2 separate regions of the Homo sapiens genome follow, and region 2 is linked to region 1. A link is an interaction called in ENCODE POLR2A ChIA-PET data of the cell type or tissue named here. Cell type or tissue: PC-9. All regions are shown on one strand. Links, peaks and the distances in the headings refer to the core of each region. The heading gives the core; the rest is flanking DNA.

What was found. Peaks named below come from ENCODE experiments on the same cell type or tissue, not always from the same donor. Only the 100,000 strongest peaks of a DNase experiment are listed, where the experiment ranks them.
Region 2: POLR2A ChIA-PET joins it to region 1 with 7 read pairs; 3 of 35 experiments call an interaction of 5 or more read pairs at or near these places.

Annotation. Positions count from the first base shown.
Region 1 is chr7:100,541,738-100,549,303 of GRCh38, forward strand. It overlaps AGFG2 (ArfGAP with FG repeats 2), which reads left to right. Exons shown (of 12, transcript NM_006076.5): 2 at 7,085-7,178. It overlaps LOC124901708 (a long non-coding RNA gene), which reads right to left and starts at 4,759. Exons shown (of 2, transcript XR_007060453.1): 1 at 4,671-4,759; 2 at 1,730-1,895. RefSeq lists a silencer at 381-470. In PC-9, for the core only: no CTCF peak of the experiment used is centred there; DNase peaks (open chromatin) are centred at 3,454, 4,084 and 4,614; H3K4me3 peaks cover 2,101 bases; H3K27ac peaks cover 4,000 bases.
Region 2 is chr7:100,779,034-100,786,599 of GRCh38, forward strand. It overlaps ZAN (zonadhesin), which reads left to right. Exons shown (of 48, transcript NM_003386.3): 35 at 413-717; 36 at 5,590-5,801; 37 at 6,964-7,108. Among named protein-coding and RNA genes, the nearest start is that of EPHB4, 45 kb to the right of the region's middle. RefSeq lists an enhancer at 5,692-6,191. In PC-9, for the core only: no CTCF peak of the experiment used is centred there; no DNase peak of the experiment used is centred there.

The DNA.
Region 1 (7,566 bases), core at 1,935-5,934:
CTGGGTCGCAGAGCGAGACTCTGTCTCACAAAAAAAAAAAAAAAAGGAGTATGTATAGGGTAAAGTAGAAAGAGAAAGAGCTGATTCCTGAAGATCCTGCTATGAGAAGCAGAAGGATGAAACTGATGGATAAAATTGAGTAACTGGGAAGTGCTGACATTGTTATCATTATTTTGTAGATCTTTGTTAAAGTGTCCCACAGATAACATTTCCCTTATAATACCCCTCAATCAGGACACAAAGAAAGCTAAGGTATCTGGGACACGTTAAAAACCTGGTTTCTTTTTTCTTTTTTTGAGATGGAGTCTCACTCTGTTGCTTAGGCTGGAGTGCAATGGCGCGATCTCGGCTCATTGCAACCCCTGCCTCCTGGGTTTAAGCAATTCTCTTGCCTCAGCCTCCTGAGTAGCTGAGACTACAGGCACGCGCTACCACATCTGGCTAATGTTTGTATTTTTAGTAGAGACGGGGTTTTGCCATGTTGGTCAGGCTGGTCTCGAACTCCTGATCTCAAGTGATCCGCCCGCCTCGCCTCCCAAAGTGCTGGGATTACAGGCGTGAGCCACGGCACCCAGCCTGCTTAGCTTTTTGGTAAAGCATTATGAGACTAAACCAGGGAGTGATTCTCACAGAGGAGGATTTAGAGAGCATATTTTGGTGTTTGGGAAATGAGAAGCTAGACCAACCCTTTGTTAGTAGGAAATGAGAGTGAAATGAAAGATCAAGAGGTTAGGCCAGTAAATGAAGCTGAATTGAAGGTATGTTGAGAGTGAGAAATTTCAGGAGAAACTCTGCAAGAAAGCTGGAGTTTCCCTATAATTAGCATGACAAGGGCAAGGCATATAATCCTTGTAAAGGGGTCTTAACACAGTATTACCTGTGTCCCTTTGATATGCTGTGGGAAGGAGTGGGAGCTGGCAGGTGGGCTGTAAGGCAGAATGTGAGGCAGGGGATGCTTATTTCTGGAGGCATGGCTCCATGGTGGCACGGAGACCAATTAGCATCTTAAATCCCCATGATTGATTACCTGTAGATTAGGGTTTGGTGTTGGTGGGAAGTGAAAATTGTGGTCGGCTGACAGCCTGCATGTTTATTCATTCGGTCAGTCAACACGAACTTATTCAGTGCCTATCAAGCGCCAGACACTGTTTTAGGTACTGGAGATACAGTAGTGATAAGTTCCCATTTTCACGGAGCTGACATCCTAGTGGAAGCCATGGACTATAAAGAAATCGTTCTGTATTGCTAAAAGCTATGAAGTAAAATGAAGCTCTGTGGGTTAGAGTGATACCAAACTGAGGTATGATGCAAAGAGAAGAAATATTATTATTAATTTTTTTTTTTGAGATGGAGTCTCGCTCTGTCGCCCAGGCTGGAGTGCAGTGGTCCGATCTTGGCTCACTGCAACCTCCACCTCCTGGTTTCAAGCGATTCTCCTGCCTCAGCCTCCCCAGGTAGCTGGGATTACATGTGCACACCACCACGCCCAGCTAATTTTTGTATTTTTAGTAGAGACGGGGTTTCACCATGTTGGCCAGGCTGGTCTCAAACTCCTGACCTCAGGTGATCCACCTGCCTTGGCCTCCCAAAGTGCTGGGATTACAGGCGTGAGCCACTGTGCCTGGCCTCGAGAAGAAATATTCTTTGTTAAAATGAAGAGGATATTGAGGGAAGAAATTGAAATACCACATTAGCACCGTAGCCACAGAAAGGAGACAGCAGGATGACATTATTTTAAAGGCCAGTTTTCTGTTCAGTGGGTTACAAATATGTCTCCTTCATAAGGGGATAGAGTCGTCTGGGGGCAGTGAGCAAAATTACTAGAATTCCCAGCTGGTTGGATTGGCCGATGTAGCAAAGTTGATGGTTCCAGCCAAAGTTGAATTTCCTAAGATCTGAAGAAAAACACACATTTTAATATTGGTGGGTGGGTATGACTCTGCCTGCATCCCTGCATGTATGAACTCATTCTTGTTCTCTCTTTTTTAATGAGAAATATTTTCTCAGCTGTAGCAAAAACCTACAGCGTTGGTGTGAGGGGTTGAGAGAAAGGCTGCTAGTTTCTGCTGTTCCTAAATTTACATACATACTGCCACAATTGTAGGTCCCACACCTGACCTAGTTTTATTCATTTGGTTTTCTTCCAGTACCTAATTTCCTTAACCTAGATGTGGATCTGTTTAATTTCCCCAACATACACATATGCTTGTTTGTTTAGTTACATTTCTAATTCTTGGAGGATGAATCTGTCATTTGAATCTTAAGACGTGGTAAAAATTGCTGCTAAAAAGCATCTATTTGCAAAGCAGTGCTTTAAATGTTCTTTCTTGTTCTGGTTTGCCTGAATGCGTCTGTGAATGAACCACTGTTCCTCAGAAAGAAAATGGATGTTGAGGCCTGAGATCTCATTGACACAAGGATGGACGCTAACTTTGACACCCAGTTTTTTCAGCAAAGTATGACATATTTCCTTGATGTGGCTGTTTGGGTCCATCTTCAATCCATCGTTCTTCAGGTGTTTGTAATAGACACTTATCTCTTCTATTTCTGCCCAACTTTACTGTGATCACAGGAGTCAGAATTAAGGTGGGCAGAGCTCTGGGCTGGGTGTCAAGAATGCACTTGACAGCTCTTTATTTGTGACAAGTTCCTGCCCTCCTTGTGCCTTACTTTCCCTGTCGGGCTTGCTGGTGGTTCTTAGTTGAAGCATTTTAATCTCCATGGGAGGAAAGGTACAGTATGTTCTTCAATAATTCAGTACTTTTCCATCTGTCTGGGTTGGAGAGGTACACATGTACCTTGCCCCTGTTTTAGTCCCATCCCTCCATCCCCTCCTCTGTCACCTTTCATGTTGACCTCTGCTGGGCAGAGGTGGACAGAGTCTCTCACTAAATTACAGATGTAGGTGCTGTTTCATAAGGGGTGCATGAACCACTTGAAAAGCCCCGAAGGAAGTGATAAATTACTAAAGGGATGAGAAAAAGCTCGACGTGGGGTGGTGGGCGGGGGGGTGGGGATGAGAGAGGTGAGGGCAGAGGGAGACATGTAAAAAAGATTGAGGTTGAGCCTAAAGGGAAGGGCGGCTGGATGCTATCAGGAGTCTACCTGGCTCTAATCAACAGGACAGCTGTTTATCATTGCTGCTGAGGAGGAACAAAGGAAATGGGTTGAAGCAGAATTTAGATCAGGAAGAGGGTTCCTAAAATTAGTGAAATTGACCCTGGAGCAGGGTAATAGGAGAGCCTTCCTCTTAGGGACTATTAAAAGTTCCTAACAGGGACTCTTCATGGTGATGTTTGCATCCAAGATAAGAGCTAAACTGGTTTAGTTGTATCCTGTTCAGAAGCAGAGGAGTGAAATCCCAGAGCAAAGAAACACGATCTGGGGTGTATGAATCTGAACACAATTGTTCAAAGGCAAGGATTTCCCAAGTCCAAATTTGGCACAAATGAAAAAGAACTTGGGTGCTGGGTGGAACTGGTTTTTTTCCATTGTTGACCTGGCAGAACTTTCTTATCTGAGCAGCTGAGCAGGTTTGATGCTTTTATGAAGCAAGATAGAAGCAAAAATATGGGCCAGCATGAGGGTGATGATCACAGAAAAACAAAAGGTGTGGTATTTGTGGAAATAGTACTATGCCTAATGGAATCAGAGAGGAGACGGGAGGGAGGGAAAGAGAGAGGACTGGGCAGTTGTTAGCAGCTACACATACAAGTGGCTTCAGCTGCCAAATAATTCAGAATACTTCATATGCCCTTTAGGTGCCCTGTGAAAAAGAAACTGAAGTGGATAAAGACAACCTGACTGGCTGGAGGCTTGAGTCCTAGTAATAATGTACTTTCCATTGGAAAAACTTACTCTATTCTGAGAAAATAAATTGATCTCTGTTCCTCCCCAGCACTTCCTGGTTAGAAATACCAGAATGAATTTGCTGTGATTACCTCTTTTGGGAGGAACCTGAGAGTTATGTTGGGGAGCTGGGTGCAAGTGGGAGAGCTGGGCCTGTTTAATTCCAGGCCAGTGACTCACATCTGGTCCGCTGCATGACCCTGGTGTGTACCCAGTGAAATGCAGCACACCTAGGCCACATGGTTTTAGCTACCAGGAGGAAGGGGGCTCTCGTTTCTAAATTGCTTCTTTTGGCCAGCAGTGGCCTCTCTGTGATTCAGAAAGAAAAACTCTGACTCATAGGCCATGTAACTAGGCCCCCTTCCTAGGCTGCAGTGTTGCCTTGTAGAGAATTCTCCCTGCCCCCAGACTGTGGCTCTGGTTGTACAAAATCCAGTCTACAGACATCAAGGTCAGAGCAATGCTTTTTGTACTGTGCTATGGAAACATCCTGTTCCATCAGATTCATTTGGCCCAAAGCACCTAAATCATTTCTTATTTTCTCTGCCTTCCCATCATCCTGTCACGTCTGCCGCCCCCCCCGCCCGCCACCCCCACCAAAAATAAACTCTTTTAGTCCAGGCTCAACCATAAGTTCTGTTCTAAGCATCCCATTTTGATTGATGCCTGGGTTGAGTCCTGCCTCCTCCCCCTAACAAGGAAGCATACCTCCCTGTTTACAGTTCGCTAACAGTTCCTGGTTATCCATTCAGGAAATGTCAATGACCTTTTTGTGATAGGCTTAGAATCTGTTTTTCTAGTGTAAACATAATACATTTTACCTTCCCCATGACTGTTTCTCTTCCTTCCGCAACTGCTGCATCCTGGAGTCACGTTCTCCCTGATCCATCAGTGCCTGACTGAATAGCACCCTACTGCAGTAAGAAGTACCTTTGTCCAGGCTTCCTGGGTTCTTCTTGTGAGCTCCTGGTGATAAGATAACTCTGTCCTATAATTTTTGTATCCCCCACAGTGCCTCCCATAATGCCTTGTGTTTTGGCAAAGTAAATTTTGTTTGTAGGAGGTGAAGGAGAAGACCTTTGAGATCACAGGGACAATGAGGTCTGGCTAGACTTCAGAAAGCCCTGACATTCTGAAGGGGAAGGGCCTAGTGGTTAAGGTGAGAAAGTCTAAAAGCAGGCTGGCTAGAATTAAAAGCAAAACCAAACCAAGCCATTAGCAAGAGAGGCCTTAGGAGAGAGAATGGACTATCTCTGAAATGTGATCGGAAGACAGTCTTCGGGGCAGACCAAGCTTAAGAGCTATTGTTTGATATGTAGTAACAAAGCCTTGCTTTCGTTTTTCCCTGAGCTTATCTTTCCTTGGGGGCATCAGTCCTCTTTGATATTGCTTGTCTTTTATAAGAGCATTTTTGAGACCCTTTATACCTAAAGGTCTAGCAGCAGAATTGCTGCAAACAGCGTCAACTGGAGCCTCCAGTGTCCTGTCCTTTGTTAAAATCCCATAATGAGTAATTTATCATCCGCAGGGTGGCCGCCCTTACTGTTCACTCTGTACTGAGTCCGCCCACTCCCTGCCCCCCACCCCCACCACCGCTGCTTTTGCTTACACCTCGCTGCTGTTCTCCCAGACTTGGCAGGAGCACTTGGATTCTGTGTGTGCACCTGTTAGTGTGAATGTATGTTTTCCCCACCTTCTTTGTGAATTTTCAGGATTTTCATCTGTTAAATATTTTTGTCTCTTTTTCCCCCTTTGCGCTTCCTGAGGATGTCAGCCAGGACCCTATTCTGGATTTTTATTTGAGCAACTCGATTTGGCCATTTTTTTTTTTTCCATGAGAGTAAAAGTCTGAAGAGGCCTCATCTGCTGAGACTGCTTCCCTCCTGTCCCAGGATCTAGCTTGTTTTGGTTTGGGCAGTTTTGTTTAATCCAGTGAGGGTAGTAGACCTAGACCAGAATAATACTTAAGGTGCAAGGACAGGGGAACCTATGAAGCCCTGCCTGGCTTAGCCCCAAGTTTCCTGTATTAGAACACTCCTGAGACCAGTTGAGTGGGGACAAGGAAGCCTTCTCTTCTCTTATAATCTCCACAGGGTTCCTGGAGGCAGAACTGGATTCCCAGGGAGTTAACAGAACATACAGAGGAGGCACAAAAGCATTGCCACAGGTTACATATTCCTCGCCCATGCCAGCCTTATAGCTCATGGTTGAACTTGACTTCTTCCTGCTTTATTGAGAGATACAGAAATAAGAAAATCAAATATTTCTTTTCCTAGAGATGGCTTCCTGAAAGAGAGGGACCCTCTCCATCCCACCACCACTCCACCCTTCTTTGTAGACACAAGGAGGACCAGCTGGGCTAGAGACTGTTTTTTGTCACCATATCCTGTTTTTGTTAGTGTTATCAAGAATAGTACTGGGCCTTCATTTTTGCCTTCCCTCATGCTTGAAGGATTTGTGTTTTTGTGGGCCCTGGGACCTTGGGGATGGGCTGTAGGTCTAAAACAATGATAAAGTAGGAAGTGGGAAGTGGTCACGTGTCTGAGTTCCCAGAAGTACCCCCCTCGGCCTACAGGCTGAACACTGAAACTACTGGGATCTGAGCCAGGCTAGAGGAGGCTTCTGGATGGGCAGGCTCTACCTTTCCTCTCCAGAACTACTGGGATCACAGGATGTTCCTGACTCTCTCTTCCCTGTCTCTTTGGAGATTCTTTTTTTTGGGGGTTGGAGGGGGGTGGTGGGAGTGGGGACAGAGTCTTGCTGTTGCCCAGGATGGAGTGCAGTGGGGTGATTTTGGCTCACTGTAGCCTCTGCCTCCCAGGTTCAAGCGATACTTGTGCCTTAGCCTCCTGAGTAGCTGAGATTACAGGCGTGCACTACCATGCCCGGCTAATTTTTGTATTTTTAGTAGAGACAGGTTTTCACCATATTGGCCAGGCTGGTCTCGAACTCCTGGCCTCAAGTGAGCTGCCTGCCTCGGCCTTCTAAAGTGCTGGGATTACAGGTGTGAGTCACTGTGCCTGGCCTCTCTTTGGAGACTTCTAATATCTCCAAAATATTCCAAATATTTCCCTTCTTTCCTGGAATTAGGAAGTAGCTTCAGATGGGGGGGTTCTATCTGAGCTTAGTTTATATGCTATTCTTTCACCCTTTCTCCCTCCTCCTCCTCCTCCCATGAACAGCCTGCCATGCTAACTGCATTATACTTCTCTTTCTTCCTGTTTCTCTCCCATAGGAGAGGGCTGAACCCCCCTCATCGTGTCAAGTCAATCTCCATGACAACTTTCACTGAGCCTGAAGTAGTATTCCTGCAATCCCGTGGAAATGAGGTGAGCTGCCACCGATGGAGTGGTGAGAAGGTCACCTATCTGCAGGTGGGGCTTTGCCTCAAGATTGTAGGGAAACCTTACGGTTTTATTTTTGGTTGAGTTTCTCTTAATTTTTTCATATGTATGATTTCTTTCCTTAGGTATATTTACAGAATCTTTATTCTGTTATACAAATCATGGTTTGTCTAGGCCTCCTTTTCAGGAGTCAGGGGAAGTAGCAATATCGTTGTAGGATGTGGCACCTGAGCAATGGAGGGGTAGAATGACCAGAGCTCCAGAGCGTGAGCATTCAGAGTTGACTGGGCCAGCCCCTCTGAGGAAGCTTTCCTGGAGCCAGCTCTGCTGCCTTCAGCCTCGACAACCTGGATTTAAGTGCATATCTTGTACT
Region 2 (7,566 bases), core at 1,896-5,895, 240 kb after region 1:
AGATAAACCAAAACCAAAAATTAGCTAGGCATGGTGCCGGGTGGCTGTAATCCCGGCTACTCGGGAGGCTGAGGCAGGAGAATCGCTTGAACCCGGGAGGCGGAGGTCTCAGTGAGCCAAGATTGCACTACTGCACTCCAGCCTGGGTGACAGAGTGAGACTCTGTCTCCAAAAAAAAAAAAAAAATTGGTCGGGCGTGGTGGTGGGTGCCTGTAGTCTCAGCAACTCGGAAGGCTGAGTGAGACAGGAGAATCGCTTGAACATGGGAGGGAAGGCAGAGGTTGCAGTGAGCTGAGACTGTTGCATTGCACTCCAGCCTGGGTGACAGAGCAAGACTCCCCCTAAAGAAAAAAAAATTTTGTGTCATAGTAGGGGGACGGCTGTCCCTAGGCTGATTCTTTTCCCTTCCCAGTTGTCAGAGTCTCCTGGTAGATGAGCAGCAGATTCCAGCGGAACAGCAGGAGAACCCGAGTGGAAACTGCAGGGCGGCCGACCTCCGCAGGGCGCGGGAAAAGTGCGAGGCAGCGCTCCGGGCTCCTGTGTGGGCCCAGTGCGCCTCCCGCATAGACCTCACGCCCTTCCTGGTGGACTGTGCAAACACCCTCTGTGAGTTCGGAGGTCTCTACCAGGCCCTCTGCCAGGCTCTGCAAGCCTTCGGGGCCACCTGCCAGAGCCAGGGGCTCAAGCCCCCACTCTGGAGAAACAGCAGCTTCTGCCGTGAGTGTGCCCTGCTGTCACCCCAAACCCCTCCCAAACCCCCTTTCCCTCTCTGCTTCCCTGAGAGCTCCCTCACTCTCCTTCCTGTTCGTTCCTGACTAACTCAGCCCTCATTGTTTCTTTGACAAGGACTATTTTTTAATTTTTATATAAAATTTTTTTTGCTGGGTGTGGTGGCTCACGCCTATAATCCCAGCACTTGGGGAGGCCAAGGTGGGTGGATCACCTGAGGTCAGGAGTTCGAGACCAGCCTGGCCAACATGGTGAAACCCCATCCTACTAAAAATACAAAATTAGCCGGGTGTGGTGGCACATGCCTGTAATCCCAGCTACTCGGGAGGCTGAGGCAGGAGAATTGCTTGAACCTGGGAGGCGGAGGTTGTAGTGAGCCGAGATCGCGCCGTTGCACTCCAGCCTGGGCAAAAAGAGCAACACTCCATCTCAAAAAAAAAAAAAAGTGTCTTTTAGTATCTTGATAAAGTTGTGCAACCATCACTACTATATAACGCCAGAAACTTTTACAATTTAAAACAGGAATTCAATAGAGTTTTTTTTAATAGGTAACACATTTGCAGGATTCAAAAACGTATAAAGTATTAAAAAATTTAAAATACTTTTAAAGTATTAAAAGATACCCAGTAGGTTGGGTGTGATGGCTCATGCCTATAATCTCAGCAATTTGGGAGGCTGAGGTGGGTGGATTGCTTGAAACCAGGAGTTCGAGACCAGCCTGGGCAACATAGTGAGACCCAATCTCTACAAAAAATTACCAAACTAGCTGGGTATGGTGGTGCATGCCTGTGGTCCCAGCTACTTGTGGGGGTGAGGTGGGAGGATCACTTGAGCCCGGCAGTGAACTGTGATTGCATCCCTGCACTCAAGTCTGGGTGACAGAGTGAGACTCTCAGAAAAAAAAAAATTCTCCCCAAAAAACAAAAAAAGATACCAGTGTACCGTCTCCCTCCCACCCTCACCCCATGGGCCTGGTTCATGTCTCAGTATTTTTCCCAAGACCACTTATTTATGCATATATAAACAAATTCAAATTTATATTCGTGGCTGGGTGCAGTGACTGACACCCGTAATCCAAGCACTTTGGGAGTCCAAGAAGGGAGGATTGCTTGAGGCCAGGAGTTTGAGACCAACCTGGGCAATATAATGAGACCCCCGCATCGCTACAAAAAAATTAAAAAAACAAAAGACAAGAAAACTATATGCTCTGTGCTTTTGGAGTTTTGCCAATCTGAGAATTGAAAAACAACGTCTTATTATTTTTTTGCCAGTGTTTCATAAGAAGGTTTATTTTATTTATTTTTTTATTTTATATATATTTTTTGAGACAGAATCTCGCTCTGTCACCAGGCTGGAGTGCAGTGGTGTGACCTTGGCTCACTGCAACTTCCACCTTCTGGGTTCAAGAGATTCTCCTGCCTCAGCCTCCCAAGTAGCTGGGACTGCAGGCACGCACCACCACACCCAGGTAATTTTTGTATTTTTAGTAGAGACAGGGTTTCACCATGTTGGCCAGGTTGGTCTCGATCTCTTGACCTTGTGATCTGCCTGCCTTGGCCTCCCAAAGTGCTGGGATTACAGACGTGAGACATCTCAACCGGCCAAGAAAGTTTATTTTTCTTTAAAACACTCTCGCGTTCCAGGAGCAAAGCAGAGGTGCAGGGGGTGCTGCAGAGCTTCTCAGGGCCAGTGGAGGCAACATGAGCACAGCAGCCTGAGCTGGCTGAAGGGTCAGGGTGAAAGCAGCACACAGGTCCCGTGCAGAAGGGGGCCGCTGCTCAGCTGCCCCACAGCTGCTGGGCATCACTGTGGGTCCAGTGTGACCAGATCCTCTGATTTTTTTTTTTGAAAGAAGCTATAAGCCTGAGTTTTTATTTGACATTGCTATACTTTTTTTTTTTTTTTTTTGAGTCTCACTTTGTAGCTCAGGCTGGAGTCTATGATCTCGGCTCACTGTGACCTCTGCCTCCCAGGTTCCAGTGAATCTCCTGCCTCAGCCTCCGAGTAGCTGGGATTACTGGCATGTGCCACCACACCCAGCTAATTTTTGTATTTTTAGTAGAGACGGGGTTTCACCATATTGGCCAGGCTGGTCTTGAACTCCTCACCTCAGGTGATCCACCTGCCTCAAGCCTCCCAAAGTGCTAGGATTACAGGCATGAGCCACTGCACCTGGTCATGAAAAATAACAAGACTTAATTTGAGTTTTTATTATGAGTGAGATTGGACATTTTTTCATGTACTTAGGAACCCTTTGAATTTCCCTTTCTGTAAACTATCTGCTCTTATCCAGTCACCATTTTTCCATTGAGTCGTTGGTCTTTACTGAACTATTTCATGGAAGTCCTTTATCTGTTATGGAAAGTAGACCTTTATTAGTGCTCTGAGTTACACAAAGTTTTCCAGTCCTTTTTGTTTTCATCTTTTGACTTTTTTTTTTTTTGCCATGCAGGACAAAAATTTTTATGGGGTCAAATATATTAATCTTGTTTTATGTCTTCTGCATCTTGAGCAATAGCTATAAATGCTAGCCCCACAGAAGCTACAAAAGAGTTTGCTGATTCTTTGCTCTAGAAATTTTGTTTGTTTGAGACAGAGTCTCACTCTGTGGCCCAGGCTGCAGTGGCACGATCCCGGATCACTGCAACCTCTGCCTCCTGGGTTCAAGCGATTCTCCTGCCTCAGCCTTCCGAGTAGCTGGGATTACAGGCACCCACCACCATGCCTGGATAATTTTTTTGTATTTTTAGTAGAGATGGGGTTTCACCATGTTGGCCAGGCTGGTCTCAAACTCCTGGCCTCAAGTGATCTGCCCGCCTCGTCCTCCCCAAGTGCTGGGGTTACAGGCGTGAGCCACCGTGTCCGGCCTGCTCTAGAACTTTTATGGTTTCATTTTTTTATATTTAAGTGGGTTTTTTTTGTGTGTGTGTGTGTGTGTGTATTTAAGTTTTTGACCCATGAAGATTTATCCTGATGTGTAAAATGAGGTATGAATCAACTTTGTTTTTGTTTTTCTCCAGAAGGCTAGCCAGCTGTTCCAATATTATTAAATGACTAGTCTGTCTTTGCGCAGGGACTGAGATACCACAATTTATCATATACTAAATTCCCATATATATTTGGATCCATATCTGAGCTTTCTCCTCTGTTCTGTCGGTCCATCTGTATTTGCATGTAGCAGTAACACAAAGTCGTAATCACTGAAAATTTAAAATGAGCTTTGGGCTGGGCGCTGTGGCTTACGCCTGTAATCCCAGCACTTTGGGAGGCCGAGGTGGGCGGATCACCTGAGGTCAGGAGTTTGAGACCAGCCTGGCCAACATGGCAAAACCCCATCTCTACTAAAAATACAAAAAATAGCTGGGCGTGCTAGTATGTGCCTGTAATCCCAGCTACTCAGGAGGCTGAGAAAGGAGAATTGCTTGAACCTGGGAGGTGGAGGTTGCAGTGAGCTGAGATTGTGCCATTGCACTCCAGCCAGGGCGGAAAGAGCGAAACTCTATCTCAAAAAAATAAATAAATGAATAAATAAAATAAAACAAAATAAACGACTTATGGAGGGCCATTCACTACTGATGGCTCTTTTTTTTAGGGAGTTCCTGGCTTTTCTGGTTTGCTTATGTCTTCAGCTCAACTTTGAAATCATCTTGTCCTATTAAAAGCACACACATATATAAAATACTTTTGGTGGCTGGGTGTGGTGGCTCATGCCTGTAATCCTAGCACTTTGGGAGGCCAAGGTGGGAGGATCACCTGAGGTCAGGAGTTTGAGACCAGCCTGGCCAACATGGTGAAACCCCATCTCTACTAAAAATACAAAAATTAGCCAGGCATGGTGGCACATGCCTGTAATCCCAGCTACCTGGGAGGCTGAAGTAGGAGAATCTCTGGAACCAGGGAGGCAGAGGCTGCAGTGAGCCAAGATCATTCCTGGGTGTCAGAGAGAGACTCCGTCCCTGCCCGTCCCCCGCAAAAAAAAAAAAAAAAAAAAAAAAAAAAAAATATATATATATATATATATACACATATATATATATACACACATATATATATACATATATATATATGTATATTTTATTGAGATCACATTAAATGTGTACATTCACTGAGGCAGAACTAACATCACCATGTTGCTGAACCTTCTTATCCATGAACATGGTATGCATTTCCATTTGTTCACACTATTTTTGCTTAAGGGCCTTTCTTTAACTCCCCCAACAGAATTAATACCTCCCTGCTCTGTGCCTCCATCATGCCTTGTATGCTCTTGCTGTCAACACACCTACTGATCATACACATCAAGGTCCTGCTGCCGTTGCTGTTTGACCACCGTCCTTCATGCTGGCTTGGGAGAGCCATTCTTGTTCCTTTTTTTTTTTTTTTTTTTGAGACAGTCTCACTCTGTTGCCCAGGCTGGAGTGCAGTGGTGTGATCTTGGCTCAATGCAACCTCTGCCTCCCAGGTTCAAGTGATTCTCCTGCCTCAGCCTCCTGAGTAGCTGGGACTACAGGCGCCCACCACCACGCTTGGCTAATTGTTGTATTTTTAGTAGAGATGGGGTTTCACCATGATGGCCAGGATGGTCTCGATCTCCTGACCTTGTGATCCACCCACCTCAGCCTCCCAAAGTGCTGGGATTACAGGCGTGAGCCACCATGCCCAGCCGCTTTTTCCTTGCTTTCCCCCAAAGCCTGGCACATAACCCATACTCAGTAAATGTTTGCTGAATGAATAACAAAAGAACAAAAAAAGCTCCCCAAGCCTTGTTGGTCATCCACCCATAGCTTGGTTTGTACAGCCCCTGCCCACCTTGGCCCCCTGTGACCCTCTCCACTGACCCACTGTCTCCTTCACCCACAGCTCTGGAATGCCCTGCCTACAGCAGCTACACCAACTGCCTTCCCTCCTGCTCACCCTCCTGCTGGGACCTGGATGGCCGGTGTGAGGGCGCCAAAGTCCCCTCTGCCTGCGCTGAGGGCTGCATTTGTCAGCCCGGCTATGTGCTGAGTGAAGACAAGTGTGTCCCCAGAAGTCAGTGTGGCTGCAAGGATGCCCATGGTGGCTCCATCCCTGTGAGTGGGCATGGGAAATGGGACTGGAGGCAACACAGCTTGAGGGCAGTGCTTTCTCCTTTTCTCTGCCTCTCTCAGCCTGGGATACCCATGACTTACAGCTGGCCCGGGGGTGTGAAGGCTGGTGTGAGTGGCACATTGATCTCCAGCCAGGTCTGGGCTGATGGCACATGGTTTGGGTTTTGGATCTGAGGAATCCAAACAAGCAGCACATGGCATGGTATAGTGGAAAGACCATGGGCTCATTTCAGCCTAACCTAGGATTGAATCCTGATGGTGCCACTGATGAGTCAGATGACCTCTGTTATATCCGTTTCCTCATCTGTAAAATGGGTTCAGTAGTACCTCCTGCACAACATATGTAAGTCACCAAGCACAAACACAGTGCCTTTTTTTTTTTTTTTTTTTTTTGAGACGGAGTCTCCCTCTATTATCCAGCAGGCTAGAGTGCAGTGGCATAATCTCTGCGCACTGCAATCTCTGCCTCCTGGGTTCAAGCCATTCTCCTGCCTCAGTCTCCTGTGTAGCTGGGATTACAGGCAAGCGCCACCACAGCCTGCTAATTTTTGAATTTTTAGTAGAGATTGGGTTTCACCATGTTGGCCAGGCTGGTCTCGAACTCCTGACCTCAAGTGATCTGCCCGCCTTGGCCTCCCAAAGTACTAAGATTACAGGTGTGAGCCACCACACTTGGCCTGCACAGTTGTCTTTTGGATGACCAAATGACACTGTGGCTGCCTCTGGCCAGCATCAATTAAGCCATTTAGATGGTGGGCCAGGCTGCTGGGGCAAGAGGAAGGAGAACTGGCCCTCCCCTCTTCACTCTTTTTTTTTTTTTTCTTGAGACAGAGTCTCGCTCTGTTGCCCAGGCTGGAATGCAGTGGTGCGATCTTGGCTCACTGCAACCTCTGCCTCCTGGGTTCAAGCAATTCTCCTGCCTCAGCCTCTTGAGTAGCTGGGATTACAAGTGTGTGCTACCACACCTGGCTAATTTTTGTATTTTTAGTAGAGACAGGGTTTCACCATGTTGGCTGGGCTCGTCACAAACTCCTGACCTCAGGTGATCCACCCGTCTCGGCCTCCCAAAGTGTTGGGATTACAGGCGTGAGCCGCCGCGCCCAGCCCCCTCCTCACTCTCTTTCTCTTCCTGTAACTTCTACAGCTGGGCAAGAGCTGGGTCTCCAGCGGTTGCACGGAGAAGTGTGTCTGCACGGGAGGAGCCATTCAGTGCGGGGACTTCCGATGCCCCTCTGGGTCCCACTGCCAGCTCACTTCCGACAACAGCAACAGCAATTGTGTCTCAGACAGTAAGGGGAGCGACCGGGGAGGTTGGAGAGGGGAGCACCTGTGGCCAGGGCGGAGGTGGAGGAAGAGGCAGGGTGGGAAGGGGCTTAGCCTGAACCCCAGCACAGTCAGGGGTTGGGGCGGGCGACTGGATCAGGAGGCCTGGCCTCCAGTTTAGCTCTTGCTAACTCTGTGGCCATGTGCCAGGTCCTGATCCCCTCTGGGACCCTCCACCTGCAGGGCAAAAAGAGGGGACTGGTCAAGGAGATCCTCCAAAGTTTTTCTTTTCTTGTTTGTTTGTTTTTTGAGATAGGGTCTTGCTCTGTTGCCCAGGCTGGAGTGCACTGGCACCATCATATAGCTAGCTGCAACCTCAAATGCCTGCAATCATGTGATCCTCACATCTCAGCCTCCCAAGTAGCTGGGACTACAGGCATGGACCACCACACCCAGCCAATTTTGCTATTTTTTTTCTAGAGAT